Linked DNA regions of Homo sapiens: region 1 is linked to region 2. Evidence: read pairs that join two places in POLR2A ChIA-PET (ENCODE). Cell type or tissue: PC-9. All regions are shown on one strand. Each heading gives the region's core, and the rest is flanking DNA. Links, peaks and the distances in the headings are about the cores only. Region 1 overlaps PITPNC1 (phosphatidylinositol transfer protein cytoplasmic 1). Region 2 has its middle 42 kb from the start of SNORA38B.

Region 1 (15,963 bases), core at 2,777-10,776, 190 kb before region 2:
TTGATTTAGTAGTAAACATCATTGAATGCTAAAACTAGTATGTGAAAAGTTTGATGAGGAACAGGATATTTACATGGACTAAGAGTATTTCTCTGCAAGTGACTTACTAATGGAAAATGGAAATAGAAATAATTTTACAATAGACAGCCAGGCACAGTGGCTCACACCTGTAATCCCAGCACTTTAGCAGGCCGAGGTGGGTGGATCACCTGAGGTCAGGAGTTGGAGACCACGGTGAAACCCCATCTCTACTAAAAATACAAAAAGATTAGCCGGGCGTGGTGGTGGGCACCTGTAATCCCAGCTACTGGGGAGGCTGAGGCAGGAGAATCACTTGAACCTGGGAGATGGAGGTTGCACTGAGCCAAGAATGTGCCATTGCACTCCAGCCTGGGCAACAAGAGCGAAACTCTGTCTCAAAAAAAAAAAAAGAAAGAAAGAAAGAAAGAATTTTACAATAGACATACCTGGTGTATACCACCTTAACCAAATGTCTGTAACGTTATCAATCCTGGAACAAACTAGCATCAGAAATGATATGATGTGCTGAAAAAGACGCATCACCTCTTTAGTGTTCTTGTCAAAAACAAACAAACAAACAAACAAACAAAAAACCCATAAGCTAAATCTAATCATAAGGAAACTTTACACAAACTCAGATTGATGGGATTCTATAAAATAGCTGGCCTGTACTCTCCAAAATTGTTGAGGTCATGAAAGACAAAGAAAGGCTGATGAATTATTTTAGATTAAAGAAGACTAAAGAGATGAGACTACTAAATGCAGTATGATCCTGGACTGGAACCTAAACTGGAGAAAAAGAGCCCAAAGGATATTACTGGGTAATCGGCAAAATTTAAGTAGGGACTGAGGATTAGATAATAGTATTATATCAATGTTAAACTTCCTAATTTTGATCGTTGTTTTGTAATCAGGTGAGAGACTGTCTTTATTCTTAGGAAATTCACCCTGAAATATCTAGAGGTCAAGGGACATATCTGCAATGTTTTCTCAAATGTGAAAGACAAAGCAAAAGAAGCAAATGTTAACGGCTGGAGAATCTGGGTAAAGGGTGTTCAGGGATTTTCTGATATTTCTTGATTTTTTTTATATTCTTGCAATTTTTTGACATGTTTGACATTATATTAAGATTTAAAGTCACAATTATTTATTGATTTAAAAATTTTTTTGGGAGACAGGGTCTTGCTGTGTCACCCAGGCTGGAGTGCAGTGGCACCATCACGGCGTACTGCAGCCTCAACCTCCTGGGCTGAAGCAATCCTCCCACCTCAGCCTTCTTAGTAGCTGGGACTACAGGAGCACATCACCATGCCCAGCTAATTTTTTTTTTTTTTTTGTAGAGATGGGCATCTCGCTGTGTTGCCCATGCTGGTCTTGAACTCCTGGGCTCGAATGATCCTCCCACCCCAGCCTCCCAAAGTGCTGGCATTATAGGAGTGAGTCACCACACCCAGCGCAATGATTTTTTAAAATTAAAATTGAAAGAGCAAAAAATGGTATAAGGAATGTAACTAAAGATAAAAGAATTTTGTTATAGGCAGACAGTGTGTCTAAACTGAAAACCTAAGAGAATTTACAAATTATCTTAAATAGAATACTAAATAGTTAAAATGATAGCAAAATGATTATGTTCAGAAGGGTTACTGGCTATCAGATCAACTTACAAATATCAATGATATTCCATATATGAGTAATAATTAGAAAATATTAATCCCATCATCAATAGCAACATAACATTAAGGTACCCAAGAACAAATCTAACTTTTCTAGACGAAATTATTATCAAAGGACCTAACAAAGACCTGAACAAATTATAAATACTCCATGTGCATGGAGCAAAAGACTAAATACTGTAAAGAAATAAGTGATTTCCTAAATCAGTCTCCAAATTAAATGTAATTCCAATCAACATCTCAACAGGATTGTCATAAATTGTAAAATCAGATGGAAAAATAAAAGTCAAAAGATAGCTGAGACAAATTTTGAACAAAGAACAAGGAGGCGAAGTTCATCATATCTGATAACAAAATCATATGAAAGAATGTGGTATTTGCACAAAGATAGAAATAAACGTAAGCTGATCATGTGAATTTGATACATAATAGATAATGTGTCTCCAATCAGTGGGAAGGAAAGATAACTTTCTCAGTAAATGACATTAAGTGAGTTGACATTTCATAGGGAAAACTAAAATAATAGGCTGGACACAGTGGCTCATGCCTGTAATCCCAGCACTTTGGGAGGCCAAGGCAAGAGGATCACTTGAGTCCAGGAGTTCAAGGCCAGCCTGGGCAACATAGCTAGACCCCATCTCTGCAAACAATAAAAATAATTAGCCAGGCATGGTGATGTAGGCCTGTAGCTCCAGCTACTTGTGAGACTGAGGCAGGAGGATCACTTGAGCCTGGGAGGTCAAAACTGCAGTGAGTCATGATGGCGCTACTACACTTCCATCTGGGCAACAGAGAAAGACCCTGTCTCAAGAAAAAAAGAAAGAAAAGAATGGATCCCTACCTCACTCCATATTCAAAAATAAATTCCAAAAGTGTTTACAAACCTGACCATGGAAACCATTAAAATCATTTAAGAATATCTTATTTATGGATGCAGATGCATTTATATGTTACATAAAATACAAAGTTTATTTTAAAATGTGGACTAAGTTCACAATAAATTTATGATAGCTGTCAGCCAGGTGTGGAAGAGGAAGGGATTTCAACTATAAGTGTGAAATTTTCTCTTTTTTTTTTTTTTAAGTAGGGACAGAATCGGAATCAAATATGACAAAATAATTACATATGTTTGACTGGTGGGTAGTGGCTGTTTTTTGGCTTTTTGATTTTTTGTTTTGTTTTCTTTTTTAGATGGAGTCACCCTTTGTCACCCAGGCTGGAGTGCAGTGGTGTGATCTTGGCTCACTGAACCTCTGCCTCCAGGGTTCAAGCGACTCTCCTGCCTCAGCCTCCCAAGTAGCTGGGATTATAGGTGCATGCCACCACACTATGCTAATTTTTACATTTTTAGTAGAGACGAGGTTTCACCGTGTTGGCCAGGCTGGTCTCAAACTCCTGGGCTCAAGCAATCTGCCCTCCTTGACCTTCTAAAGTGCTGAGATTACAGGCGTGAGCCATGTTTTTTATATGATTTTTTATATTCTTGATATTGATCTTTTGAGTTTTGAAAAAGAAAATATTCATCTGAGTCTTCTGTTCCATGAAACTCAAACCTCTTTAATTCTTTGTGATCCACTGTTAGCCTCAGTCACTGGCTCTGCAGTTGTTTCCCAAATGTTTGGCTCCTTTTCCCCCTCATAATTACTGTGGGAATACAGTGTACGTCACTTAAAAAAAATAAGGCACAGCTTTGCTGTTTATTTACCTAGAGCTTTGTGTTTATGTTTGTTGAGTCCAGTGGATGGTGCCTTGGTGGGTGGATTGCTCATGACAGAGGATGGACAGCAATCTTGGGTCGTGGAGCATTTTGGTGGAGAACACTTGAGGAATCTGCCAAAAGCTAGCAGCTGGTCAGGCCCAGTTAGTAGGATTCTGTACTAGAATCAGAGAAATCACCAGCCTTCGACCAAATAGGGTCCAAAGCAGGGCTCTGCAGCCAAGTGATAACGGGACTTCGCTGTTCTGAACTTCCCCAGCTGTGTAAAGGGGAAAATGGCACCCACTTCAGAGAGAATTGAGAGGATGCAGTGAGATGCTGCATGTCAAATGCTTCATAAACCATAGTTCTCTTTTCTCTTTCACTTCAGTTATACCTCATGGGAACCACTTCAGAGTGGACTCTTGGAGATCCACAAATGGGGAAGTCAGTGTAACTTGGGGAGTCCAAGTTCTCACGTTTCTGAAGTCTGCAGTCCCTATTCCTTTTTCACCACCCAGAGGCATCCTCAGACATGAGTTGATAAGTCACGTCTCCAGGGACTTTTGAGTTCACTTTTTCAAAGTGGAGAAAGGAGTGGTTACTGGTGCAAGCAGCAGACCCTCTGCCTTGTGGCCTCCTGCTTGGAGGTTGGGGATTCTGGTTTCAGACACAGTCCTTCCTTGGGTTTTACTCATCTGTAAGGGATCCTGCTTGGCACAGCTCTGTTCCAAGAGGTGAGAGCCATCTATGCTGTTGTTCCCAGTTAATCATCAACAGAACCGTGGCAGAATGGAGACAGGATGAAGACTGTAGGCACTAGAGTCAAACCAGGTGTCTTTGAATCCCAAGTCAACTCCTTAGCAGCTAGTTAAGTCATGTTACTTCACTTCCGTGTGCCCCTGTCAAATGAGTATCATGATAGTTCCCACTCATAGGGTACTTGTGAGGATTAAATGTGTTAAGCCTGAAAAGTGCACAGAATAGAGCTTTGTACACATTTTAGACATTCAGCATGTTTTAACACGGCCATTGTTTTTCATGTTTTAACAACTTTACAAATGAAACGCATATTAGAGTTGATGGCATGTTACAATTACAAGTGGCAGCATTTTTTCTTTTTCGGTGGTATAGTTGGTGGCATCTTAGAATCAATGAATTAATTCAGCATGATATCTCCTTTTGCATAGGATATTGAGATGTACATCATGAGTGCATTTCAGTACTGAATAGTGTTTGCATATCAAATGTGAACACTGAACTGAATTCTGCCAAAGTCAAGTCATTGAATAATAAGCTATTCAGTTGTTCAGGCCTGGAAGGTTGTTTGTTAACTTTTTCCAGGGCACTGGCTGGCTTCCTAATAATGCAAATGACTTGATAGAACTCTGAAAAGGGAACCATTGAATCTTCTTCCCCTTGGACATCCAGAGCCATCATCTTTATAAAATGGATTTCTTACTAAAAATCCCTGGATGCCATCTATCTGATACACCTTCAAGGACAAAGTCTCAGCTAGTATTTTAGTTTTTTTTTTTTTTTAATGTGGGGCAAGGGGATAATAGGAGCTGAGCTTACAGAAAAGAAGTTAATGATTTCCAATGGACATGATTTCAAAGCAATTTCTGCCTTTTGATGCGCTGAAATCATTGCTTCCATCTGCTCCCCTACTTGTACACAGGGCTCTGCTTTTTAACCATGCAGTGTGTCAGCTGTTGCCCACCAAATTCTGCACTTGATCTTCTGAGACTGATGGCGATTCTCTATGAATAATATTAAGCTATTAAATCACATTTAAATCCTATTTCTCCACTAATACCTATTGAAGGCCTGTTTATATTCCATCAGATTTTTATGGCCATTTGGTACATAAATTTGTTAAATATAAACTTCATGGAGCTTCATCTGAAAATGTTTCATCTTGTTCCCAGTCCTGTAAAGACATGGTCATAAATACCTTTGGACTATGCAAACCATTATCTAGAGTAATTTTAATTATCTTTAGCTATGCCGATCAGATGATAATAAATAGATGTTGAAAAGCATCAGCAAAATGCCATCATGGAAGAGATACTCAGGGGTAAAACCAAATAATTGACCATTTGGTGCTGAAACATTTTATTATCATTCCTACAAAGGTTCAGAAATCTATCATGAGATTGGGTTTGTTATGAACTCAACATCACCTTGGTTGGGATGTCAAAACTAGAGTAAATTATTGAAATGAAATATGAAACATATTAAGGAACGTCCTCGGGAATGAAGGACACTGGAAAGACTGAATTTTCTAGTAACTTAATTTCGATCTATGGGTGAAGCTTTGTTTTCAGCACCCAGCTATATTTGCTTGGAACCATCTGGGTCTCTTGGAATAGATAATGTTAAACCAGATACACTAGTTGTACACGTGGTATGTCTTTATTGGGGGCTTTTGGTAACAGTTTAAGATAGAAAAAAAAGTATTGCTTTAAAAAAAAAGTGATCCTTGGTACTCACGGGTAACAACATTCTGCTTTGGCTAAGAGTTTACGTAACTGCATACTGTTCCCTATTTCTTTGTTGTTGTTGTTGTTTTGTATTTTTGTTGTTATTGTTTTTCTTTTGAGATAGAGTCTCGCTCTGTCGTCCAGGCTGGAGTGCAGTGGCCCGATCTCGGCTCACTGCAACCTCTGCCTCCTAGGTTCAATCGATTCTCCTGCCTCGGCCTCCTGAGTAGCTGGGATTACAGGTGTGAGCCACCACGCCTGGCTTGAGAGATGGAAGATCAGACTCGATTTGCTCATGTTGTTCCTAACCTTTATTCTAAACTGATAAAAATGTAAAGTCATCTGATTTCAAGACTGATTGTTCCCTTGGGTGTTCCTTAATTCCCTAGAGGCCGAGTAAATTCTTATGGTTTAAAGGCTCTTCCCCCTTGCTTTTCTATACTCCCTTGGGTTTGTTTTTAAAATGATAGTGTTCTGAACCAATTTTTTTTTTTCTTTTTGAGACAGAGTCTTCCTCTATCACCCAGGCCGTAGAGCAGTGGCACAATTTCAGCTCACTGCAACCTCCACCTCCTGGGCTCAAGTGATCTTCTCACCTCAGCCTCCCAAGTAACTGGGACTATAGGCACTTGCCACCATGCTCGCCTAATTTTTTAATTTTTTGTAGAGATGAAGTCTTCCTATATTACCCAGGCTGATCTTGAACCCCTGGGCTCAAGTGATGCCCCCACCTTGGCCTCCCAAACTGCTGGGATTATAGGCATGAGCCACCATGCCTGGCCCCAAATAATTTATATAAGCCATTTATCATAGTTCCTGACATATCATAGATGTTCAGTAAATATCAATTATCTTCCTCAGGCTGAGCATGGTGGCTCACGCCTGTAATCCCCGCACTTTGGGAGGCCAAAGTGGGTATCTTACTTGAAGTCAGGAATTCGAGACCAGCCTGGCCAACATGGCAAAACCCCATCTCCACTAAAAATACAAAAATTAGCCAGGCGCGGTGGCACACACCTGTAATCACAGCTACTCAGGAGGCTGAGGCAGGAGAATCACTTGAATACGGGAGGTGGAGGTTGCAGTGAGCTGAGATCATGCTGCTGTACTCCAGCCTAGGCGACAGAGTGATTGAGACTCCATCTCAACAAAAAAAGGAAAGAAAAAAACAGTTATCTTCCTCAATCCCTTTGTGTTAAGTTCCTAGTGGAAATTTGAGAAGTCCTTTATTTTACATTTAAAAGATAGGATGCTTTTAATGGTGCCTTAATTCATCGTACAAGAAACATTTGTTAAACATCTATTCGGCACCAGGGGTTGTTAGGCTGGTGGAAGGGACAGGTACTCTCATTGCAAGGCAGTGGGGTAGGCTCTATGGAGAACACATGCTAGAGGGTGAGAATGGGTAGACAGGCAAGATCGTGATGCAGGGAGAGACTGGTAGAGAACACAGGAGATTTTTGCAGTAGATCAGATGATAGAGAATGCAGCCCGAGATTTAAAGCAGTGACAGTAGAAATAGAGAGGAGACGCTGGGTGCGGTGGCTCATGCCTGTAATCCCAGCACTTTGGGAGGCCGAGGCAGGCGGATCACGAGGTCAGGAGATCAAGACCATCCTGGCCAACGTGGTGAAACCCCGTCTCTACTAAAAATACAAAAATTAGCTGGGAGTAGTGGTGCGTGCCCGTAATTCCAGCTACTTGGGAGGCTGAGGCAGGAGAATCGCTTGAACCAGGGAGTCGGAGGTTGCAGTGAGCCAAGATCACGCCACTGCACTCCAGCCTGAGAGTGATCTCCAGCACTCCAGAGTGAGACTCCGTCTCAAAAAAAGAAAAGAAAAGAAAAGAAATATAGAGGAGAGAATTAGGAAGACAGAGAGAGATTGGTGCCTAGTTAGGATGGAGCAATTAGCTCAGTGGTCTGAGATAATTCAGGTTTTTGTAACGAATGGGTGTTCGTGCTACCAACTAAGGCGAGGAATTTTTTTTAAGTGGTTTAGGAGATGCCATGGTGCCCCTCACCCCCAAATTCCTATGTTAAAATCCTAATCACCGCAAGGTGATGGCATTAGGAGGTGAGGCCTTTGAAGGTGCTTAGGTCTTAAGGGCCCCAGAGAGACCCCTTAGGTTTTAAGGGCCCCAGATAGACCCCTTGTCCCTTCTACCATGTGAGGACACAACTAGAAGTTGCTATCTGCCCAGGCATGGTGGCTTATACCTGTAATCCTAGCACTTTGGGAGGCCAAGGCAGGCAGATCATCTGAGGTCAGGAGTTCATGACCAGCCTGGCCAACATGGTGAAACCCCGTCTCTACAAAAAAATACAAAAAAATTAGCTGGGCATGGTGGTGGGCACCTGTAATCCCAGCTACTTGGGAAGCTGAGGCAGGAGAATTGCTTGAACCTGAGAGGTGGAGGTTGCAGTGAGCCGAGATCACGCCATTGCACTCCAGCCTGGGTGACAAGAGTGAAACTCCATCTCAAAAAAACAGAAAGAAGGTGCTATCTATGATCCAGGAAGTGGGTCCTCACCTGATGCCAAATCTGCCTCGATCTTGGACTTCTCAGCCCCCAAAACTATAAGAAATACATATATATATATATATATATATATATATATATATTTTTTTTTTTTTTTTTTTTACCATGTTGGCCAGGCTGGTCTTGAACTCCTGACTTCAGGTGATCCATCCACCTTGGCCTCCCAGAGTGCTGGGATTACAGGCAAGAGCCACTGTGCCTGGCTAAGAAATAAATTTCTTTTGTTCACACACTACCCAGTTTATGGCATTTTTTAATAGCAGCCCAAACAGACTGAGACACGTGAGGTTGATGAATTCAGTTTTTGTCCAGTTGAGTTTGAAGTAGTCACGGAAAACTTAGTGAAATAACCGGTAGGGAATTTGGTATATAAATCCAAAGCCGAGACCTAGAGATACAGATTTGGAAGTCATAAACGTAGTTTTGAAAGCATGAGAACAGAGGATATTACCCAAAGGATACATGAGGGATAAAATGAAAAGAAGGGCAAGGATGGAACCTGGGGGAATATTGACGTTTAATGGGAGGGAAATGGAAGAGCATCTCATAGAGATGGATGAGAAAGGAGCACTCTGAGAGTTAGGAGAATCGGGATGCCTGGGAGTCACAAAGGCCCAGGAAAGTGAGAACACCAAGGAAGAAATTGTCACCAGTAACAGCAACAGAGTTCCGTGAACACAGAATTTAAAAGGTCCTGTGAGAATGAGCAATAAGGTCACTGGTGACCTTTATGAAAACGAGAGACATGGTGGAGTTAGAAGCCAGCTTGTAGTATCCTTTGATGCTTGGCTGTAGAAGGAAGGAAAAGAATTGGATCAGAAGGGGACTTAGAGTGGAAGGGAGAAGCCTTTGCAAGATTTCCCATCTCTGTGGAAAAGAAGTTCATGTTCGGGTGTATCTCCTCTGTTCCAAACGCATAGCAGTGACAGATAAAATACAAAGAGAGAAAGCCAAAGTGATATTGCTGGACTCGTGGATCAAAAACTCGGAAGGATGAGGGTAGCCTGGATTGACTGGAATCTGGGTCTTGGGGTCAGGCAGGTATTGATGTAGGTCTTTTATGGCAATAGGACTAAAAGTACTCAATGCAAGCTGGGCCACCAGAGCCAGGGTCACTGTTTGAAAAAAGAGGCTGGAGGTAGGCCTCCCCACCCTCTTTTCATTCTTTCAGGTGAAAGGAACCTGAAAAGAATCCCCTGTGTCTGATGCCTGGGCCATGGCTTACAGTAGTAGTTCTGCTCTTAGAAGGCAACTGTAAAACCTAGAGATTGGTGTGAGGAGTCAGGGAGTGGAGGTGGAGAAAAAAAAGCAGCAACAGTGACAATAACAACAAAGCCTCCCACTCAAAAACGACCCCGCAAATCTAACATTAATGAAGACAGCCAAGGTATCAACAGTCAGAATGTAAATCTACTGCCGAAGAAAATAACTTTGTAGACAGACCTGATTAAAATAGTATATTCGGGCTGCTCAGAGGGAAAAGTAAAGGAATAATGTTCATTTTAAAAGAATGAGAAATTAGGAACCAAAAAAGAAACAAGAACAGAGGATTTGAAAAAGAACCAGTTTGAAATTCAGGGACTGAATCATTGAAATGAAATCTAAGTGGATCAGATAAACTAGGCTAGATACAACTGAAGAGATAATTAGTGAATTGGAAGATATTAATAGTATTGAGAAATACAACCCATTTCATAGCACAGAAATACAAAGAATTTTTTAAATACATAGTTAAATTAGGGAGAAAGAATGAGAATTGCCATATAGCTAACTCATAGGAGCAGAAAAATATTAGGTTGGTGCAAAAGTAATTGCGATTTTTGCCATTAGTTTTAATGCAATTACTTTTGCACCAACCATACAATGGAGGAAATAACAGAAAAGCAATATTTGAAACAATAAAGGCTGAGAATTTTCTAGAATTGAAGAGAGACATAAATCCTTACATCAACGTATATTTGAGTAATAACAATAATGGTAAACACTTATTTAGCCCTTATGTTCCAGACCCTCTTCTATATGCTTTCTATGTATTAACTCATTAATCCTCTAATATCCCTTGGATAAGAGTAATTTACATGTGAGTAAACTGGAAAAGAGAGAATGTGTGTAGTTTGCCCAAGGTCACACAACTGGGTGGTGGGATTTCACCCCAAGCAGCCTGGATACCCTCTAATACTTCTCTAAATCCTAAAGGGATTAAAAATAAATCTATACCTGGACACATTGTCATGAAACTGCAGATTATCAAAGATTTTTTTTTAAGAGCTCCTCTAGAGGAAAGACAGATCACGTACAAAGGGACAATCCTCATCCTAATAGTGGACTTCTCATTAGCAACAGCTGGTCAATGAAGACAATGAAAGGAGAGATTCTAAAACCCAGGGCAAGGCATAGAACACAAGAAACAAATGTGGGCCTATCAAATGATACAATGTTATACATTAACTTAACTGTGAAATACTGAGGAAGGAGCTGGTAGGCCAGTGAGTTTGGAGTTACAAGAGGAAGAGCAGCTGGGCACCCCGTGGCTCATCCCTGTAATCTCAGCACTGTGGGAGGCTGGAGAAGGAGGATCACTTTATCCCAGGAACTCAAGACCAGCCTGGACAACATAGTGAGACCCCATCTCTACAAAAAAAAAATTAAAAAATTTGGCAAGCATGGTGGTGCGTGCCTATAGTCCCAGCTACTTGGGAGGCTGAGGTGGGAGGATCACTTGAGCCCAAGAGGTTGAGGCTGCAGTGAGCCATGATTGCGCCACTGCACTCTAGTCTGGGTGACAGAGCAAGACCCTGTCTCAAAAAGAAAAAGGAGGGAAAGAAAATAAGAGGAAGAGCCTGCCCCCGGGAAGCCAGAAAGTGAATGGTCTTCGTGAACCTCTGAAATAGAAGGAAAAGCAGGGCAGGCAAGGAGGGGGAGAAGGGGCAGAGAGTGACGAGCACACGCAGAAGGTCTCTAGTTTCCAGTAATATGGGAAGAAAGGTCATCTCCTGTAAAGGAAGGGGTCAGGAAAGAGGGGGCTGAAGGAGGGTAATAAAGGTCAAAGATAACCTTTATGGGAAATGGATGAGAAGCGTCAAAGGATTGCTTGAAAGTCTTGGCAGTGTGGTGATTTGGGAAATGTTGAATGAGTGGTACCATCAGCCTACATAATTGTGGCGTTTTCCCAGCTGTGCTTTGCAGCCTGCGTGTAGGAGCACAGGAAATGGTTGAATTGATTCAGGATTTGTCTTCAGGGTAGGTTCAGCAAAGTATGGAAAAATTGAGCAAGTGAAGGTCAAAATGAGCTTTGGAGTCCAGTGAAGACTCTTGGGAATTGGAGAGCTTGGTGAGGTCAAGGAGAAAGTGTCCTGGGAGTGAGAGTAAGAGAATACAGGTTGGGGTTGGAGCAAAAGTAACTAGAGCTTTCAGATTTCAGAAGTGGAATAATTCCAGGAGATTCAAGACCCCAGTGGAGCTTGAAGGGAAGTGGTTAGAGGTGGAATGGAGGTGAAGGTCGTTGGAGGAGAAGGAAAGGAAAAGGAATGAGGAGGCTGGGCCTATAGTGTTGATGGGCTGCCCATGTGGACACTGAAATCATAAAGATGTGGATATAAAGTAGGGTAAAGTGGAATCCTGGGCATGGTCCAGAGAGTTCATGAAGCCAGGGGTCAGGTGGTCTGTAAATAACAGCAGTCATCATCAATCACCAATGAGGCGTGTGGCTAGAAAGCAGGGGCCTGGAGGAGGAGGGCCCTGGAAAAGTGCCACTCATTCTACAAGTGACCACTAACCTTGGGAATTTTTTTTTGGTGGTTGGGGGGATGGATCTTGCTCTGTCGCCCAGGTTAGAGTGCAGTGGTACAACCTTGGTTCACTGCAACCTCGACCTCCTGGACTCAGGTGATCCTCCTACCTCAGTCTCCCAAGTAGCTGGAACTACAGGTGCATACCACCATGCCCAGCTAATTTTGATATTTTTTTTTTGTAGAGATGGGGTTTTGCCATGTTTCCCAGGCTGGTCTCCAACTCCTGGGCTCAAGTGATCCTCTTGCCTCACCCTCCCGTAGTGCTGGGATTACAAGCATGAGCTACCACACCAGGCCCCTGGGTCACCTCTTACACCAGAGCCAGTGGGTTCATTTGATCAATCTGAGCAGTACTCACAGGATTCAATTGTCTTCTCACACCTTTTCCCCAGGTTTCAAAGTCAGAGCCACTTGCTGACTTGAGTGATTATGGCAGGGCCCCATCTAATGGCCTTTTTGCAAAGTACAGCTGGAGCAAGCAGGCTCGCCTGTGCCCCTTTTCTCATCAAAAGCAAGGCAAAGAGGGTATAGATTAGACTAGCAGGCCCCGGCTAGGAAGTAACATCTTCAAGAGTAAGAAGTAATCATGATGGCAGCCATGTGGATATTGACTCATAATAATGGTGATGGTCAGACGGATATTGGCAGGAATATTTACATGAGCCCAGCATCTTGCCAACCTGTCTTTAGATAGCCACAGTCTCATGAAATCTTCACAGATATTAATATCCCCATTTTACAACTGACACTGAGGCTTAGTGAGAGCCAGCGGTCTGCACAGCCTCACAGCTAGCAAGTGTCAGATCTAGGACTCAATTCTAGGTTAGTTTAGCCTTGGAGCACGTGCTCTCATGTAACTAATCTGCTGTCTTTGGCTCTAAAAATGAAATAAGACTGTAGGTAGAGCCAGGCGCGGTGGCTCACACCTGTAATCCCAACACTTTGGGAGGCTGAGGCGGACGAATCATTTGAGGTCAGGAGTTTGAGACCAGCCTGGCCAACAAGGTGAAACCCTGTCTCTACTAAAAATACAAAAATTAGCTGGGCTTGGTGGTGCATGCTTGTAATCCCAGCTGCTTGGGAGGCTGAGGCAGGAGAATCACTTGAACCAGGGAGGCAGAGGCTGCAGTAAGCCAAGATCCAAGATGGTGCCACTGCTCCAACCTGGGCAACAGAACGAGACTCTGTCTCATAGATTTAAAAAAAAAAAAAAAACTGTACATGGAGTCAGCTGCTCTAAAGTCTGGTTGAAAGTTTAAATTTTCACAGTGAGGAAAGGGAAATAAGTCACTCCCATCTTAAAGAAGCATTGTCAAAGGAATATTTTTCTCCTTCCAAGTTTTACAGGGAGGCAAATATTCTGAAAGGAATTATCGTGGTAATAACATCCCTTACCTGATTTTTTTCAAAAACTTTTATTACTAGGAATTTTCTCAGATGTAATGCCATATAATGGGTGTTTATCAACTGGAATAGTGAGGGAAAATGGCTTTCCAGCCATGTGTCTAGTTTTTACACATCTTCAGACATGGATGGAAGGCAGAGCTGGGTTGCCTCAATTCTGGGTCAAGTCAGCTTCCCCTGGATTAGAAGGGGAGGCTGGTAGGCTAATAGCAGGATGCTGGTGACATATGAAGGAGGGGTTGTTTCTTATGAAAGCAGATTCTCAGAGAAAGAGGATCTGCGTAGGAACACCAGAGAGATTGGCCTCAAAGACCCAAAAGCAAAAGAAATAAGTTAAAAATAAAACAGTCCTAGGCCAGGCACGGTCACTCACGCCTGTAATCCCAACACTTTGGGAGGCCCAGGCGGGTGGATAGCTTGAGGTCAGGAGTTCGAGACCAGCCTTGCCAACATGGTGAAACCCCATTTTTACTGAAAATACAAAAATTAGCCAGGCGTGAAAGCATGTACCTGTAGTCCCAGCTACTTGGGAAGCTGAGGCACAAGAATCACTTGAACCCAGGAGGCGGAGGTTGCAGTGTGCTGAGAACTTGCCACTGCACTCCAGCCTGGACAACAGAGTGAGACTCCCTCTCCAAAAAAAATTAAAATATGACTGGGCATGGCTCACATCTGTAATCCCAGCACTTTGGGAGGCTGAGGCGGACGGATCACCTGAGGCCAGGAGTTTGAGACCAGCCTGGCCAACATCATGAAGCCCCATCTCTACTAAAAATAAAAAATTAGCTGGGTGCGTTGGGATGCGCCTGTAGTCCCAGTTACTCAGGAGGCTGAGGCAGGAGAATCGTTTGAAACCGGGAAGCAGAGGTTGCAGTGAGCCGAAATCGCGCCATTGCACTCCAGCCAGGGCAACAGGGTGAGATTCTGTCTCAAAATAAAATAAAATAAAACAAAACAATAAAATAAAATAAAACAAGGCTAATGATAAACCCAGGGGCTCCTTGGCAGGAGCAAAGCTGAACCGAGAGCTCTATTCCTAGAGCCCTATGTCTGAATAATTTATTTTTCCTATCTCATAGTCCCTATGTGCCTTCCTCAGCTGAGATCAAGTGCCAAAGGACATCTCAAAATACCCACAGCCAAAACTTCTCAGCATAGCTCCCTGCATGGAGAAGGAGACAGCTCTGCAAGTCTTTGTCCTGAACCGTTTACGGATTTTCCATGGTCTGCAAGACCTTGGACTCACGCCGCCTGCCAGCTGGCAGCCGCTGTCCAGCCTGGGAACAGAGCTTGCTCCGGCCTGTGGCGAGTCCTCCCGGGGCTTATCGTGAATTTCCCCGGTTTTGCATCTTCATCCTGAAAACCTCCCGACCTTTCCTTAATGAAGATTTTAGCTGGGGGAAATTGCATTAGTGGCTCGTGTTTTTCTGTCAACCTTCTAAATTATGTTAGTTGTAAGTAAAAAGAGTACAGTAAGTCCTTTTATCCGTTGTGGGCTGTTCCTGGGAATCATAATGGACAATAAAATAATAAGTAATGGACAGGAAGATGCTCTTAGAACCAGTTCGGAAAACTCTTCCAGTGCCAGACAGAAACCAGCCACCTGCGCCGTTATCAGGACATCAAGTGAAGCCAGTAAACACTTGTGGAGCTCCTTTTAAGTCCCAGCACCAAAGAATAATACCTAACACTTCTAGTTAAGAGAGCATCGTACTGAGTATTATCTCAGTTAATATTCATAACAGCACATAAGTTCAATGCTCAGTTTGCAGATGAGGGAACTGTGGTTGAGAGATGTTTTTAATACACTGCCCAAGGCCACACAATGAATAGCTGACAAAACTGAGATCTGGGGTCTTTTGATTGTGTGTCTTTCTCTCTCCACACTCCACCTCAGCTGCTCAGAAGCAGATCCTGGGGCCAGAATGGACCTCTGTAGGAAGCCTCAGAGATGGAAGCTTTCTGCCCTCAACTGGCTGACTGAATTGATGGAACAGTGGGTGATAAGCGAGGGAATTATTTCGTAGTTTGGTTGAAAAAAAGTCTTCAGCATGTAAATATGTCTTACATAAGTCATGAAAAATGGGACTGAAAGAAATGAGAGACAAGAGGGAAAAGACAGAAGTATTTTCTTTATCAAACCTTGGGGAAAAGCATCTTTTCCTCAAATACCCAATGCAGTATGTATGGTTTTTGTTGTTATTATTAAGACAAGGGACCCTTTTTTTACCCAGACCCAAATTCAACTGCCTTCAAAGAGATGGGACAATGTTCTTAGAGAGTGAAGTTTCGCACTGAAAACCAGCTTTTCCAAAGAGCTCCAAAGAGCACGTTTAAATTCGGCTAAGTCG
Region 2 (15,963 bases), core at 4,787-12,786:
TTTCACCATTTTGGCCAGGCTGGTCTTGAACTCCTGACCTCAGGTGATCTGCCCACCTCGGCCTCCCAAAGCGCTAGCATTACAGGCGTGAGCCACCGTGCCTGGCCTAGAAAGTTTATTTTGCCAAAGTTAAGAACATGCTGTGACATAGCCTCAGGAGGTCCTGATGACATGTAGGTGGTCGGGGTACAGCTTGCTTTTATAAATTTTAGGGAGACATGAGACATCAATCAATACATGTAAGATTTACACTGGTTTGATCTGGAAGGGTAGGACAACGCAAAGGGTGGGACAACTCAAAGGGTGAGGGGTGCTTTCAGGTAATAAGTAGACTTAAAAATGTTCTGATTGGCAATTGGTTGAAAGTTATTATCAGTAGAAAGGAATGTCTGGGTTAGAATAAGAGGTTGTGGACCCCTGGACACCTAGGTTATTTCATACAGATGAAGCCTCCAAGTAGCAGGCTTTAGACAGAATACAGATATTTCTTATGAGACTTAAGGTCTGTGTTGGTGTTAATGCTGGAAGGGTATAAGGAGCCATGTCCAACCCCCCTCTTCCATCATGACCTGAACTGGATTTTCAGGTAACTCTGGAATGCCCATGGCCAAGAGGACGGGTCCATTCAGATGGTTGGGAGGCCTTAGAATTTTATTTTTGGTTTAAAATATCTTTTTTTTTTTTGAAGACCAAGTCTTGCTCTGTCACCCAGGCTGGAGGGTAGCGTCACCATCTCGGCTCACTGCAACCTCTGCCTCCTGTTTTCAAGGGATTCTCCCACCTCAGCCTCCCTAGTAGCTGGGACTACAAGTGCATGCCACCACACCTGGCTAATTTTTGTATTTTTGGTAGAGATGGGGTTTTGCCATGTTAGCCAGGCTAGTCTCGAACTCCTGACCTCAAGTGATCCACCCGCCTTGACCTCCCAAAGTGTTGGGATTACAGGCGTGAGCCACTGTGCCCAGCCTATAATATCTTTAGAATCTCTGCAGAAGTAGAGCTCAGGCATGAGATCCTATGGTGATCACAGGAGATGGTGTTACACATGTACAGAACTTCCCTGCCAGCACCCACCACAGCAGACCCACTCAGGAGCTCCTTTCTCGTTGCTTGGGATGGCAGTGTCCACGCAGTGTCAAGGAGAATCTTTGTGACCAAGAGCCATGGTAGGCCGGTTACCATGAAACACTTCTGTGACAGGCTGGTGGTCAGCCCCAGGATCAGTAACCATCAGAAGACGTGGCTCCCAGGCCGGGCGCGGTGGCTCACGCCTGTAATCCCAGCACTTTGGGAGGCCGAGATGGGTGGATCACGAGGTCAGGAGATCGAGACCAACCTGGCTAACATGGTGAAACCCCGTCTCTACTAAAAATACAAAAAATTAGCCAGGTGTGGTGGCGGGTGCCTGTAGTCCCACCTACTCGGGAGGCTGAGGCAGGAGAATGGCGTGAACCCGGGAGGTGGAGCTTGCAGTGAGCCGAGATCGCGCCCCTGCACTCCAGCCTGGGCAACCGAGCGAGACTCCATCTCAAAAAAAAAAAAAAAAGAAGACGTGGCTCCCAGAAGGCTGTCTGGATCTGGTTAGTGAAGGTTCCAAGAGTGAAGTGGCCAGCAGTGAGAGCGGCTTCAGTGGCAGCAGCAAACTTCAGCACAGCCCGCTGGCTAGTATTCCTGGAGGGTATGACACGGGAAACAGCTGGGTTTTCGAAGGCCACAGTGGCATGAGTGGCCGGCACAAGCTTCTCTCAGGTCATCTCCAGTTGTTTTTATTTGTTGTTTTGTTTTTCTTTTGTTGTTTTGAGATAGTCTTTCTCTGTCACCCAGGCAGGAGTACAGTGGTGCAAACATAGCTCTCTGCAACCTCAAACTCCTGAGCTCAAGTGATTCTCCCACCTCAGACTCCCAAGTAGCTAGGATGGATGAGTGCCACCATGGCTGGCTGATTTAAAAATCGTTTTTTGTAGAGATGGAGTCTTGCCATGTCACCCAGGTTGGTCTCAAACTCCTGGGCTCAAGCTATACTCCTGCCTCAGCCTCCCAAAGTGCTGGGATTACAGGCGTCAGCCACCTCGCCCAGCCCCCTTCAGATTTATAAGGTAGATGCCATCACTTTTCCTTTTGGAGATGTCCTGTTCCATTTGGAAGTCAAGATTGGTGCCACCTAAGTGGGTTTCTTCCACAAGGAATTTGACAATATCTTTCTTCTTCATTTGCAGGATATCAAGAGTACCAGACATTGTAAAAATTTCCCTTTATGTGACAAAAGAACTCAGGACAATGCTGTAGGGACCCCTCTCTAAATAGTGTAGAAAGCTGAAAAAATGTTTATGAGTCAGTTGTGAGTCTGCTCTTTCAAGAAGAGCATATAATAGACAAATATTTTAACTAAGAACATTGTGCAGGGCTGGGTGTGGTGGCTCAGGCCTGAAATCCCAGCACTTTGGGAGGCTGAGGCAGGAGGATCACTTAAAACCAGGAGTTCAAGACCAGCCTGGGCAAAATAGTGAGACCCCATCTCTACCAAAAAAAAAAAAACCAAAAACAAAAAAACACTGTGCACAGTGATGTATATTCAGTGACTGGTACATAGTAGATGTTCAATATCTAAATAAGGAAATAATAAGAGACTGGGCATGGTGCCTCATGCCTGTAATCCCAGCACTTTGGGAGGCCGAGGCGGGAGGATCACCTAAGGTCAGGAGTTCGAGACCAGCCTGGCCAACATGGTGAAAACCCATCTCTACTAAAAATACAAAAATTAGCTGGGTGTGGTGGTGGGCCCCTGTAATCCCAGCTACTCGGGAGGCTGAGGCAGGAGAATCACTTGAACCTGAGAGGTGGAGATTGCAGTGAGCTGAGATTGCACCATTGCACTCCAGCCTGGGCAATGAGGGTGGAACTCCATCTCAAAAAAAAAAAAAAAAAAAGAGTGATTGTGCAACCATTGTACTAAGGTGGTTGGGTTAGGATGAGATGTTTTCTTCATCCAAAATTAAATTTGCTGTAATGTTACACTGGCTTTCAAAACCATAAAGAAACCACAACACTTTACTAAAGGCCTATTTGCTAGGATTCTTTACGCATTAGACTGTGAAACAAAATTCTTAGCTGAGGCTGGGTGCAGTGGCTCATGCCTATAATCCCAGCACTTTGGGAGGTCAAGGGAGGTGGATCACTTGAGGTCTGGAGTTCAAGACCAGCCTGGCCAACATGGCGAAACCCCATCTCTACTAAAAATACAAAAGTGGCCGGGTGCGGTGGCTCATGCCTGTAATCCCAGCACTTTGGAAGGCCGAAGCGGGTGGATCACCTGAGGTCGGGAGTTCGAGACCAGCCTGACCAACATGGAGAAATCCCATCTCTACTAAAAATACAAAATTAGCTGAGCGTAGTGGCACATGCCTGTAATCCCAGCTACCCAGGAGGCTGAGGCAGGAGAATCGCTTGAACCCGGAAGGCAGAGGTTGCGGTGAGCCGAGATTGCACCATTGCACTCCAGCCTGGGCAACAAGAGCAAAACTCCGTCTCCAAAAAAAAACAAAATACAAAAATAGCCGGGTGTGGTGGGGCACACCTGTAATCCCAGCTACTTGGGAGGCTGAGGCAGGAGAAATGCTTGAACCCAGGAGGCAGAGGTTGCAGTGAGCCAAGATGGCGCTACTATACTCCAGCCTGGGCAGCAGAGTGAGACTCTGTCTTAAAAAAAAAAAAAAAAAGGGGGGGCCGGGTGCGGTGGCTCACGCCTGTAATCCCAGCACTTTGGGAGACCGAGGCGGGCAGATCACGAGGTCAGGAGATCGGGACCATCCCAGCTAAAACGGTGAAACCCCGTCTCTACTAAAAATACAAAAAATTAGCCGGGCGTAGTGGCGGGCGCCTGTAGTCCCAGCTACTTGGGAGGCTGAGGCAGGAGAATGGCGTGAACCCGGGAGGCGGAGCCTGCAGTGAGCCGAGATCCCGCCACTGCACTCCAGCCTGGGCGACAGAGCGAGACTCCGTCTCAAAAAAAATAAAATAAAATAAATGCTTTTCTGTGACTTTGCCACCTTTCCCTCTCCGGAAGAGCCATTAGCGCCCCCTGCTGCCTGAGCCGGCGCACTCCACTCTGCCCTAGTGGAGAGGGGCCGGGTGATGGGGGCGGCAATAATGGGAGCGGCCCCCTGGGCTAGAGCGGTGCCTCCAACCCCTGATCCTCCTCATCACAACCCATTTGTCAGGGCCAGGGCCAGGGACTCGGCCAGATACAGGGAGACAACCCCACAGGAACATCAGGGAAGGTGATGCAGTCGAGACTTGCTGGTGTCCTGTCCCAGACCATGATGACGTCCATCTGTGCTGCTGCCAAGTTAAACCAGAGTGTTCTGGTTAACCTGGATTTGACCTTGGAGTTCTGGCCTCTGATTTGCCTTCCCTAGGACTCCATGTGCTCACTCTGCGTACAGATATTCTTGATGCATTTGCTAGTCTGATTTTGGACTTCAAATGTCTTGGTGTTTTTTGTTTGCTTTTTTCTTTTTTCCAGACAGATTCTCATTCTGTCGCCCAGGCTGGAGTACAGAGGTGTGATCTTAGCTCACTGCAACCTCTGCCTCCCCGGTTCAAGCAATTATCCTGCCTCAGCCTCCCAAGTGCTGGGACCACAGGCACATGCCACCATAGCTGGCTAATTCTTTGTATTTTTTGTAGAGATGGGGTTTTGTCATGTTGCCCAGGTTGGTCTCGAACTCCTGAGCTCAAGCAATCTGCCTGCCTCAGCCTCCCAAAGTGTTGGGATTATAGGTGTGAGCCACCACACCTGGCCTTTATTTATATTTATTTAATTACATTTAAAAATTTTAAAGAATTGATGCTACAATTCACAAATTTCTTCTTCGTCAGGGAAACCTCAGTTCTGAAGACTTTTCTACTGGCTGAATGAGGTCCATCCAGATTATTATTTTTGGGGGAAAGGGAGTAGCACAGGGTCTCACTCTGTCACCCAGGCTGGAGTGCAGTGGCGCCATCTCAGCTCACTTCAACCTCTGCCTCCCAGGCTCAAGTGATTCTCCCACCTCAGCCTCCCAAGTAGCTGGGACTACAGGCACACACCACCACACCCGGCTAATTTTTGTATTTTTTTTTGGTAGAGATGGGAGTGTGCCATGTTGCCCAAGTTGGTCTCAAACTCCTGGGCTCAAGCGATCCTCCTGCCTTGGCCTCCCAAAGTGCTGGGATTATAGGTGTGACCCACCTCGCCCTGCCTCCACCCAGATTATTGAGGATAATTTCCTTTACTTAAACTCAATTGATAGTAGATGCTAATCACATCTACAAAATACCTTCTAGGCCAGACACAGTGGCTCACGCCTGTAATCCCAGCACTTTGGGAGGTGGGTGGATCACCTGAGGTCAGGAGTTCGAGACCAGCCTGGCCAACATAGTGAAACACCGTCTCTACTAAAAATAAAAAATTAGCTGGATGTGGTGGCATGCACCTGTAGTCTCAGCTACTCGGGAGACTGAGGCAGGAGAATCACTTGAACCCAGGAGGCAGAGGTTGCAGTGATCACACCACTGTACTCCAGCCTGGGCGACAGAGTGAGACTCTGTCTCAAAAAAAAAAAAAAAAAAAAAAAAAAAAAACAAACTTCTAGCAACACCTAGATTAGTTTTGACTGAATAATGAGGTACTATAGCATCGCCAACATGGCAGAGGGCACTGGGCACTACCCATGTTGATGAACAGAAGGCCAAAGCAGCACTCCATTCTCAGGCAAACTCAATGGGCTGAAGCCATGCTATCTTCCCTGGTGTGTTCTCATAGAAGCAGGAAGCAAGGCCACTCTCCCGACTTTACCAACATCCTTTTCCACATGGACAAAGTGAAAGGGAAAATCATTGCTTCTGGGCCTATATCTTATAAAGTTCAAATTGAAAACAGCTCTAGTCAAATGCAGTGGCTCACGCCTATAATCCCAGCACTTTGGGAGGCCAAGGCAGGAGGATTGCTTATGCCAGGAGTTTGAGACCAGCCTGGGCAACATATCAAGACCCTGTTTCTATAAAAAAATTCAAACATTAGTGAGGTGGGGTGGTGCAAGCCTGTAGTCCCAGCTATTTAGGGGGCTAAGGCAGGAGGATCACTTGACACCAGAAGGTGGAGGCTGCAGTGAGCTCCGATCATACCACTATACTGCAGCCTGGGCAACAGAGTGAGACCTGTCTCTAAAAAACGTTATATATGTAAAAAGAAGAAAGCTTTCTAGATTTTATTCATATTTAGCCTAGGGACTGAGACAGCTCAGGCCAGGGACATTGTGTTCCAGATGGCTGGGTTAGAAACTAGACCAGTAGGCCAGGCATGGTGGCTCACACCTGTAATCCCAGCACTTTGGGAGGCCAAGGTGGGTGGATCACTTCAGGTCAGGAGTTCGAGACTAGCCTGCCAACATGGTGAAACCCTGTCTCTACTAAAAATACAAAAATTAGCCAGCCATGGTGGCCAGCGCCTGTAATCCCAGCTATTCAGGAGGCTGAGGCAGGATAATTACTTGAACCCGGGAGGCAGAGGTTGCAGTGAGCCGAGATCGTGCTACTGCACTCCAGCCTGGGTAACAAAGCAAGACTCCATCTCAAAAAAAAAAGAAAAGAAAATGAAACGGCTGGGCGCGGTGGCTCACGCCTGTAATCCCAGCACTTTGGGAGGCTGAGGCCGGTGGATCACGAGGTCCGGAAATCGAGACCATCCTGGCTAACACGGTGAAACTCCATCTCTACTAAAAATACAAAAACTTAGCCGGGCGTGGCGGCGGGCGCCTGTGGTTCCAGCTACTCGGGAGGCTGAGGCAGGAGAACGGCGTGAACCCGGTAGGCGGAGCTTGCAGTGAGTCGCGATCACGCCACTGCACTCCAGCCTGGGCGACAGAGCCAGACTCCGTCTCAAAAAAAAAAAAAAAGAAAAAGAAACTAGACTGGTAAGAGGGACAGGCACCACCCCTATACTCCATCACCTGGGGCTTATTATTGTGCCAAATTTGTCTGCCTGAAGCCGTCTTCCCTTAGGATGCATTATTTCCCAGGGGCTTACACCCATAATCCTAGCACTTGGGGAGGATGAAGAGGGTGATCACTTGAGGCCAGGAGTTCGAGACCAGCCTGGGCAACACAGTGAGACGCCCCCCATCTCTACAAAAAAAATACAGAAAATTAGCTGGGCATGGTGGTGGTATACACCTATAGTCCCAGCTACTTGGAAGGCTGAAGTTGAAGGATAGGCTGAGCCTGGGAGATTGAGGCTGCCAGTGAGCTGTCATTGCACCTCTGCACTCCAACCTTGGCAACAGAGTGAGACCTTGGCTCAAAGTAAATAAATAAAGATGTATAATTAAGAGCTTGTGAACAGATACATCTCTCACATATAATTATTTGTTTTTCTGAAAGGAAGTCCAAGAAACTGTTTGCCTTTAAAAAAAGGGAAAGGTCGTATGGACAAAAGATTTTACTTTTCTTTTTTTTCTTTCTTTTTTTTGTTTTTAGACAGAGTCTTGCTCTGTCTCCAGGCTGGAATGCAGTGGCGCGATCTCAGCTCACTGCAACCTCCAGCTCTGTGATTCAAGCAATTCTCCTGCCTCAGCTTCCCAAGTAGCTGGGATTACAGGCATGCTCCACCATGCCCAGCTAATTTTTGTATTTTTAGTAGAGACGGGGTTTCACCATGTTGGCCAGGATGGTCTTGATCTCCTGACCTCGTGATCCGCCTGCCTCGACCTCCCAAAGTGCTGGGATTAAAGGCATGAGCCATCATGCCCGGCCAAGATTTTTTCACTTAGCTTTTATTTGTAATTTTGGATTTCCAAATCTATCTATCTATAAATATATATATATAAAAATATATATATAATTTTGTCGAGTATCAACCAAGATGCCCTAACACAATTTAACGTAGTTTAATTAATTTCACATATCTAACTCACTTTATTTTACTTATTTATCTGTTTCTGTGACTGTCCCTCTGTCATCCAGGCTGGAGTGCAGTGGCGTGATCTCGGCTCACTGCAACCTCCACCTCCTAGGTTCGAGCAATTCTCCTGCCTCAGACTTCCAGATAGCTGGGATTACAGGTACACCCCACCATGCCCGGCTAATTTTTTTTATTATTTTTGGTAGATACCAGGTTTCACCATGTTGGCCAAGCTGGTCTTAAGTGATCCATTCTCATTGGCCTCCCAAAGTGCTGGGATTACAGGCGTGAGCCACCATGTCCAGCCCACTTAACTCACTTTAATTTAGTACTTAACTATATTTGAAATGCTTGTGATAACTCTCCATGAAGGAAAAGTAAGATATGTAAGAATTGGGAGGAAAAAAGTACATATATCACTTTTGGCAGTCAATATATTTATATTCTGGAAAATCAAGCTAAAAATAACTTGAGTTTGCCATGGGATTAGCAAGATTTCAGGTTGTAAGAGTCAACTGAATTAATACAAACTAGACTGAGCATGGTGACTCATGCCTATAACCCCAGCACTTTGGGAAGCTGAGGCTTTTTTTTTTTTTTTTTTTTTGAGGCGGAGTCTCGCTCTATCACCCATGCTGGAGTGCAGTGGCGTGATCTCAGCTGACTACAACCTCTGCCTCCTGGGTTCAAGCAACTCTCCTGCCTCAGCCTCCTGAGTAGCTGGGATACAGATGCATGACACCATACCTGGCTAATTTTTTTTTTTTGAGTTGGAAATTCGCTCTTGTTGCCCAGGCTGGAGTGCAATGGCGTGATCTCGGCTCGCTGCAACCTCTGCCTCCCAGGTTCAAGTGATTCTCCTGCCTTGGCCTCCCAAGTAGCTGGGATTACAGGCATGCACCACTGCATCTGGCTAATTTTGTACTTTTAGTAGAGATGGGGTTTCTCCATGTTGGCCAGGCTGGTCTCCAACTCGACCTCGTAATCCACCCCCCTCGGCCTCCCAAAGTGCTGGGATTACAGGCATGAGCCACTGCACCTGGCCTATATATATATTTTACTACTATATGTATATGTATATATGTGTATATATAGCATATATATGTATATATGTGTATATATAGCATATATATGTATATATACTAGTAACAGTATATATATACACATTTTCACTACACTAGTCAAAGTATACACACACACACACTTAGCAGTATATATTATATATATATTCCAGTATATATATCTACATGTAAAAGATATATAGATATATATATAGATACATAAAATATATATGGATACATACACTGGAAAAGTCAGTGAGGAGAAAACGATTCATTGACAATACTAAATAAAAACCAAACCAACCAGGAAACATTTAGGAACTAGCTTCACTTTTGACATGTAACCAGAACAACACAGTAAAGGTTGTTGCCTGGGAATTAGAAGTGAAACACCACGCCCAAATGGCTCAAGCTGGTGGCCAGAGATAAGAACTTAAAGGCATCTCTCCCGCCTAGCAGACTGGGCCCCCTGGTTTCCCATCACTTCCTTTAAACAGACTACTCAGGCATTTGCCCACAAACTTAAAGGGGCTTTAAGTTCAACTTTAAGTGACACCCTATTTGTTGCAGGTGGTAAACGATTTTACCAAGACAGCTGTAGGTAAAGAAAGGCAGATTTAACCACTCTTCCTCTTTCCCTAAGCGGCCTGAGGTAATCTGTGAAAATGGTTCGCTATTCATTTGACCTAGAGAACCCCACAAAATCACGCAAATCAAGAGGTTCAAATCTTCGTGTTCACTTTAAGAACACTCATGAAACTGCAGGCCATCAAGCGTATGCATATACAAAAAGCCACAAAGTATCTGAAAGATGTCACTTTACAGAAACAGTGCGTACCATTCCAATGTTACAATGGTGGAGTTGGCAGGGGTGCCCAGGCCAAGCATTGGGGCTGGGCACAAGGTCGGTGGCCCAAAAAGAGTGCTGACTTTTTGCTGCACATGCTTAAAAATGCAGAATTTAAGGGTTTAGATATAGATTCTCTGGTCATTGAGCATATCCAAGTGAACAAAGCACCTAAGAAGGGCTGCTGGACCTACAGAGCTCATGGTTGGATTAACCCATGCATGAGCTCTCCCTGCCACACTGAGATTATCCTTACTGAAAAGGAACAGATTGTTCCTAAACCAGAAGACGAGGTTGCCCAGAAGAAAAAGATATCCCAGAAGAAACTGAAGAAACAAAAACTGATGACACAGGACTACATTCAGCATTAAAATAAATGCAATTAAAAGTTAAAAAAAAAAAAGGCAGATTTATTAGAGAAAGCGTGAAAATATGTTGCAAGGGTGCGATGGGCAGCACAGTAGAGAAGGGGCTGTCAGCCAAGGGGCAGGGGCTAGGGGGAGGTTTTATAGGGTCTTGCAGGAGGGGGGCTACATGCAGAACAAGGTTGTAATCCTGGCGCTACATGCCAAACAGGTCATTGTGCCCACAAGTTTGTGATTAGCACTTTCTCAGAACAAGTGTTCGTTTTTCTCCCCCACCTGAGACCCTGTCCTCATTTCGCTTACTTATCAGGACTCCACACTATTCTCTTATACGTACCACTAGTTGCTTCTCTCACTCTCTGCCTCTTAATTTCTGCCTTGCCTGACCTGAGGATGGAGGATGATACTCCTGACTCATGGCGCCTTCCCTGCCCAGGATCTGTAAGTAATAAACCTTTGATCATATTTCCTACTGTGGTGGATTGAATGGGTGCCTTTCATCTGAAGAACCAGGGGCTACCTAGGTTTTCCAGGGACACTGGGAAGAACACAAGGCTGGGCTCTCAGCATCAAAGCGATGGTTAGACAATCATAAACTGAACACAGACCAGACAACAGCCATGGGAGCGTCTGCCAGGATAAACACATTTCCCATGTGAAGGAGCCCCTGGGCACAGGTTGGGCAGCTAAGCATTAGACCTTCCACCACGTTAAAGAAGTACCCCATGAGAGACGCACTGTAGACACCTATGCCCAGCTCCCTTCATTTCCCATTAGGGCAGGGCTGCTAGCTGCTCTGGTACTGAAACCCCAGTTTAGCTAGGGGCTCTCAAAACAGACATATAAGAGCCATTCAATAAAAATAAATGTTTCTTGGCTGGGTGCAGAGACTCACGCCTGTAATATCAGCACTTTGAGAGGCCAAGATGGGCAGATCATGTGAGGCCAGGAGTTTGAGACCAGCCTGGCCAACATGGTGAAACCCTGTCTCTACTAAAAATCCAAAAATTAGCTGGGCGTGGTGGCGCATGCCTGTAATCTCAGCTACTCAGGAGACTGAGGCATGAGAATCGCTTGGACCCGGGGAGGCAGAGGTTGCAGTGAGCCAAGATGGCCCCACTGCACTCCAGCCTGGGCAACAGATCAAGACTCTGTCTCAATAAAAAAGAGAGAGAAGAAATGTTTCTCAAAAGAGGAATAACATAGCCATTCTAAAACAATACTGACTTGGAAGACTGGTGTGTGATTGAGACCTTAATTCTTGAAATAATATAGGGCCACATTGTTTTCATCCTTTTTAATTGATTGATTAATTAATTGTTTTTCTGAGACAGAGTGTCTGTCGCCAGGGCTAGAGTGCAGTGGCGCGATCTCAGCTCACTGCAACCTCCACCTGCTGGTTTCAAGCGATTCTCCTGCCTCAGTCTCCCGAGTAGCTGGGATTACAGGTGCCTGCCACTATGCCCAGCTAATTTTTTTGTATTTTTAGTAGAGACGGGGTTTCGCCATGTTGGCCAGGCTGGTCTCGAACTCCTGACCTCATGATTCACCTGCCTCAGCCTCCCAAAGTGCTGGGATTACAAATGTGAGCCACCATGCCTGCCGTTTTCACACCTTTCTTAAAGTGGCAGTAGCTTTCTTCATGTGAAGTTCTTTCTATTCAGAGGCTTTATATATAGGACAGATACTATTCTATATATAAAAAGTACAATTGCTTTTGCGCAAATTAAAAGAAAATGGTATATATACATAAACACATTTGTTGATATATGACAGGAAAGTTTCTGGAGGGATACATAAGCCATTGTTAGTTTTATTTTATACCTTTGTGTACTGTTTAAATTATTTTACCCTTAGTATGCCAGAAAAAGTCATCACTGTTGATCATCTGGGGCCAATAGAACCTTCAAATTTTAAAAATATTTCCTGTAAAGCAATTTACAATAGTAGGAATAAGGGATAGTGAAAAACAACTTTATTAGAAACTTTAACAAGAATGCTTTATCTCACTACTGGGTCAGTATATAAACATGGTGTTATTTTTCCTATGTTAAAACCTCTCTCTTGATCCATCCCACAAGCCCCTCCTATTTCTGCCCCCATTTCTCTGCTTTTATTTTTATTTATTTATTTATTTATTTTGTGAGAGGGGTTCTTGCTCTGTCACCCAGGCTGGAGTGCAGTGGTGTGATCATAGCTTGCTACAATCTCCATGTCCTCAGTTTAAGTGATCCTCCCACTTCAGCCTCCCAAATAGGTGGGACTACAAGTGCATGCCACCGCATGCTTGGGTAATTTAAAAAAAAAAAGTAGGCTGGGCACTCATCCCTGTAATCCCAGCACTTTGGGAGCCCAAGGCGGGCAGATCTCTTGAGTTCAGGAGTTCGAGAACAGGCTGGCCAACATGGTGAAACCCCACCTTTACTAAAAGTATAAAAATCAGCCAGGCATGGTGGGACACAACTGTAATCTCAGCTACTTGGGAGGCTGAGGCACGAGGCGGAGGTTGCAGTGAGCCCAGATTGCGCCACTGCACTCCAGCCTGGGCAACAGAGTGAGACTCCATCTAAAAAAAAAAAAAAAAATTATAGAGATAGGGTCTCACTATGTTTCCCAGGCTGGTCTGTTACTCCTGAACTCATGGGACCCTCCACCTTGTACTCTCAATCTCTGCTCCTCTTGAGAACAAAATCCCTTGAGAGAATTGTCAATACTCCCTCTTTCAATTTGTCTCCCTCATTCTCTCCTAAACCCCCTGTAATTAGGCTTTGTGTTCCCACCACTCTTCTGAAACTGCCCTTGTTCCAGTTGCCAAGGACTTTCATGTTGCTGATCCAATGGTCGTCTCAGTCTTTACTTGTCTTGAACTGTTGGTGGTATTTGACATGGTCGATCATTTTCTCCACCTATTTTCTTCATTTGGCTCCTCCAATTCTATTTCTTGCTAGTTTTCCTCCTACCTTGCTGGCCCCTCATTGTCAGTTTCTTTGGCTGGTTTCTCTTCATCTCCCAAACAGTGAATGTTGAAGAGTGCTGGGGTGTGGTCCTCGAACCTCTCCTCCATCTATAGTCACTTGCTTGTGATCTCATGCAGTTTCTTGGGTTTAAATATTATCTAGGTGGTAACTCTCAAACTTAATTTTCCAACCTGGATCATATCATCCCCACTGGATTCCAGGTTTGTATACCCAGCTGCCCTCTTGAACATCTTTTTTTTTTTTTTTTTTTTTTTTTTTTTTTTGAGATAAGGTCTGGCTCTGTCACTCAGGCTGGAGTACAGTGGTGCAATTACAGCTCACTGCAACCTCTGCCTCCTGGGCTCAACCTCCACCTCCCACCTCAGCCTCTTGAGTAGGTGGGATTACAAACATGTACCACTATGCCTGGATAATTTTTGTATTTTTTTGGTAGAGATGGGGGGTCTCACCTTATTGCCCAGGCTGCTTTTTAACTCCTGGGATCCAGTGATTTTTTTCACCTCAGTCTGCCAAAGTGCTGGGATTACAGGCATGAGCCACTGCACCTGTCCTGAATATCTACTAGGTGTCTCAAGCCTAACAAGTCTACAATTAAACTCTGATCTTCCCCAACTTGTTCCTCCCTTAGTCTTCCCTGCATCAGCTAATGACAATTCTCCTTCCAGTTGCTCAGGCTAAAACTCTGGAGTCATCCTTAATGACTCTTTTGCACATGCTCTGCATTTTGTCCGCCTGCAAATTCCATCATCTCTATCTTCAAAATATCCAGAATCTGACTCCATTTTGCTGCTTCCACTGCTAGCCTCCAGGCCCACGATGCTGGCCACTATTTTTCACTTGGAAAATTGCAGTAGCCTCTTTTATTCCCCCTTTTTTAAAAAACTTTTTATTTTTATTATTATTTTTTTGAGACAGAGTCTTGCTCTGTTACCCCAGGCTGTAGTACAATGGCATGATCTTGGCTTACTGTAACCTCCGCCTCCCAGGTTCAAGCAATTCTCATGCCTCAGCCACCCAAGTTGCTGGGATTACAGGTGCCTGCTACCATGCCTGGCCTAATTTTTATATTTTTAGTAGAGATGGGGTTTCACCATGTTGGCCGGGCCAGTCTTGAACTCCTGACCTCAAATGATCTGCCCGCCTTGGCCTCCCGAAGCTCCGGGATTACAGATGTTACTCACCACACCCAGCCTCTACGTACATTAGCTCCTTTAATCCTCATTTAAAAATTCTTGTGGTAGATATGAAGAGTCTTCAAAAAATTCACTAAAAACGCACATAATGAATGAAAATACTATGCATGGATTTCAAACATTTTTTGTACCAAAATAAACGCATACTAATTTGTCATAACCTTTCACATCAAGATCTGGTTTGAGGCACTAAGGATAAGACATTGTTTGAAAAGAGCCCCTGTCAGAGCAACATGAATTCTGCTAAAAAAAACACTTTTTTTTTTTTTTAAATAGGGCCTTACTCTGTTGCCCAGGCTGGAGTACAGTGGCATGATCACATCTCACTGCAGCCTTGACCTCCTCCGCTCAAGTAATCCTCCCACCTCAGCCTCCCAAGTAGCTGGGGCTACAGGCGTGCACCACCACACCTGACTAATTTTTTTGGGAGAAGGGGGGATGGAATTTCACTCTCATTGCCCAGGCTGGAGTGCGATGGCACGATCTCGGCGCACTGCAACCTCTGCCTCCCAGGTTCAAGTGATTCTCCTATTTCAGGCTCCTAAGTAGCTGGGATTACAGGTGCGTGACACCAGGCCTGGCTAATTTTTGTATTGTTAGTTGAGATGGGGTTTCACCATGTTGGTCAGGCTGGTTTCAAACTCCTGACCTCAGGTGATCCACCCACCTCAGCCTCCCAAAGTGCTGGGATTACAGGTGTGAGCCACCATGCCTGGCCAACACCACAGTTTCTTTATCCACTTGTTGACTGATGGATATTTGGGCTGGTTCCACATTTTTGCAGTTGTGAATTATGCTGCTATAAACATGCGTGTGCAAGCATCTTTTTCATATAACGACTTATTTTCCTCTGGGTAGATACCCAGTAGTGGGATTGTGGAATCAAATGGTAGATCTACTTTTAGTTCTTTAAAGAATTGCCACACTGTTTTCCATAGCAGTTGTACTAGCTTACATTCCCACCAGCAGTGTAGAAGTGTTCCCTTTTCACTGCATCCATGCCAACATCTATTATTTTTAAATTTTTTGATTATGGCCATTCTTGAGGAGTAAGGTGGTATCACATTCTGGTTTTGATTTGCATTCCCCTGATCATTAGTGATGTTGAGCATTTTTTCATATGTTCGTTGGCCATTTGTATATCTTCTTCTTCTTTTTTTTTTTTTTTTGTTTGAGACAGAGTCTCGCTCTGTCGCCCAGGCTGAAGTGTAATGGTACGATCTCCATTCACTGCAACCTCCGCCTCCCGGGTTCAAGCAATTCTCCTGCCTCAGCCTCCTGAGTAGCTGGGATTAGAGGCGCCCGCCACCACGCCTAGCTAATTTTTGTATTTTTAGTAGAGACGGGATTTCACCATGTTGGTCAGGCTGGTCTTGAACCCCTGACCTTGTGATCCACCCACCTCGGCCTCCCAAAGTGCTGGGATTACAGGCGTGAGCCACCGCGCCTGGCTGTATATCTTCTTTTCAGAATTGTCTATTCATGTCCTTAGCCCACTTTTGGATGATGGGATTGCTTTTTTGGCAACAGTTTTTGATGCTCAAGACATTTTGCTGTTGACTTTCTGGAGAGCCAAAGAA

Evidence for each region. ChIA-PET counts read pairs that join two places held together with the same protein. Peaks named below come from ENCODE experiments on the same cell type or tissue, not always from the same donor. Only the 100,000 strongest peaks of a DNase experiment are listed, where the experiment ranks them.
Region 1: POLR2A ChIA-PET joins it to region 2 with 28 read pairs; 2 of 35 experiments call an interaction of 5 or more read pairs at or near these places.

What each region holds. Positions count from the first base shown.
Region 1 is chr17:67,590,536-67,606,498 of GRCh38, forward strand. The region is part of intron 5 of PITPNC1 (phosphatidylinositol transfer protein cytoplasmic 1); the gene reads left to right. Among named protein-coding and RNA genes, the nearest start is that of NOL11, 120 kb to the right of the region's middle. RefSeq lists a silencer at 8,903-9,131 and an enhancer at 12,346-12,855. In PC-9, for the core only: no CTCF peak of the experiment used is centred there; no DNase peak of the experiment used is centred there.
Region 2 is chr17:67,775,088-67,791,050 of GRCh38, forward strand. It overlaps the pseudogene RPSAP67 and the pseudogene RPL17P41. Among named protein-coding and RNA genes, the nearest start is that of SNORA38B, 42 kb to the left of the region's middle. RefSeq lists a silencer at 9,246-9,540 and an enhancer at 9,246-9,540. In PC-9, for the core only: no CTCF peak of the experiment used is centred there; a DNase peak (open chromatin) is centred at 8,474.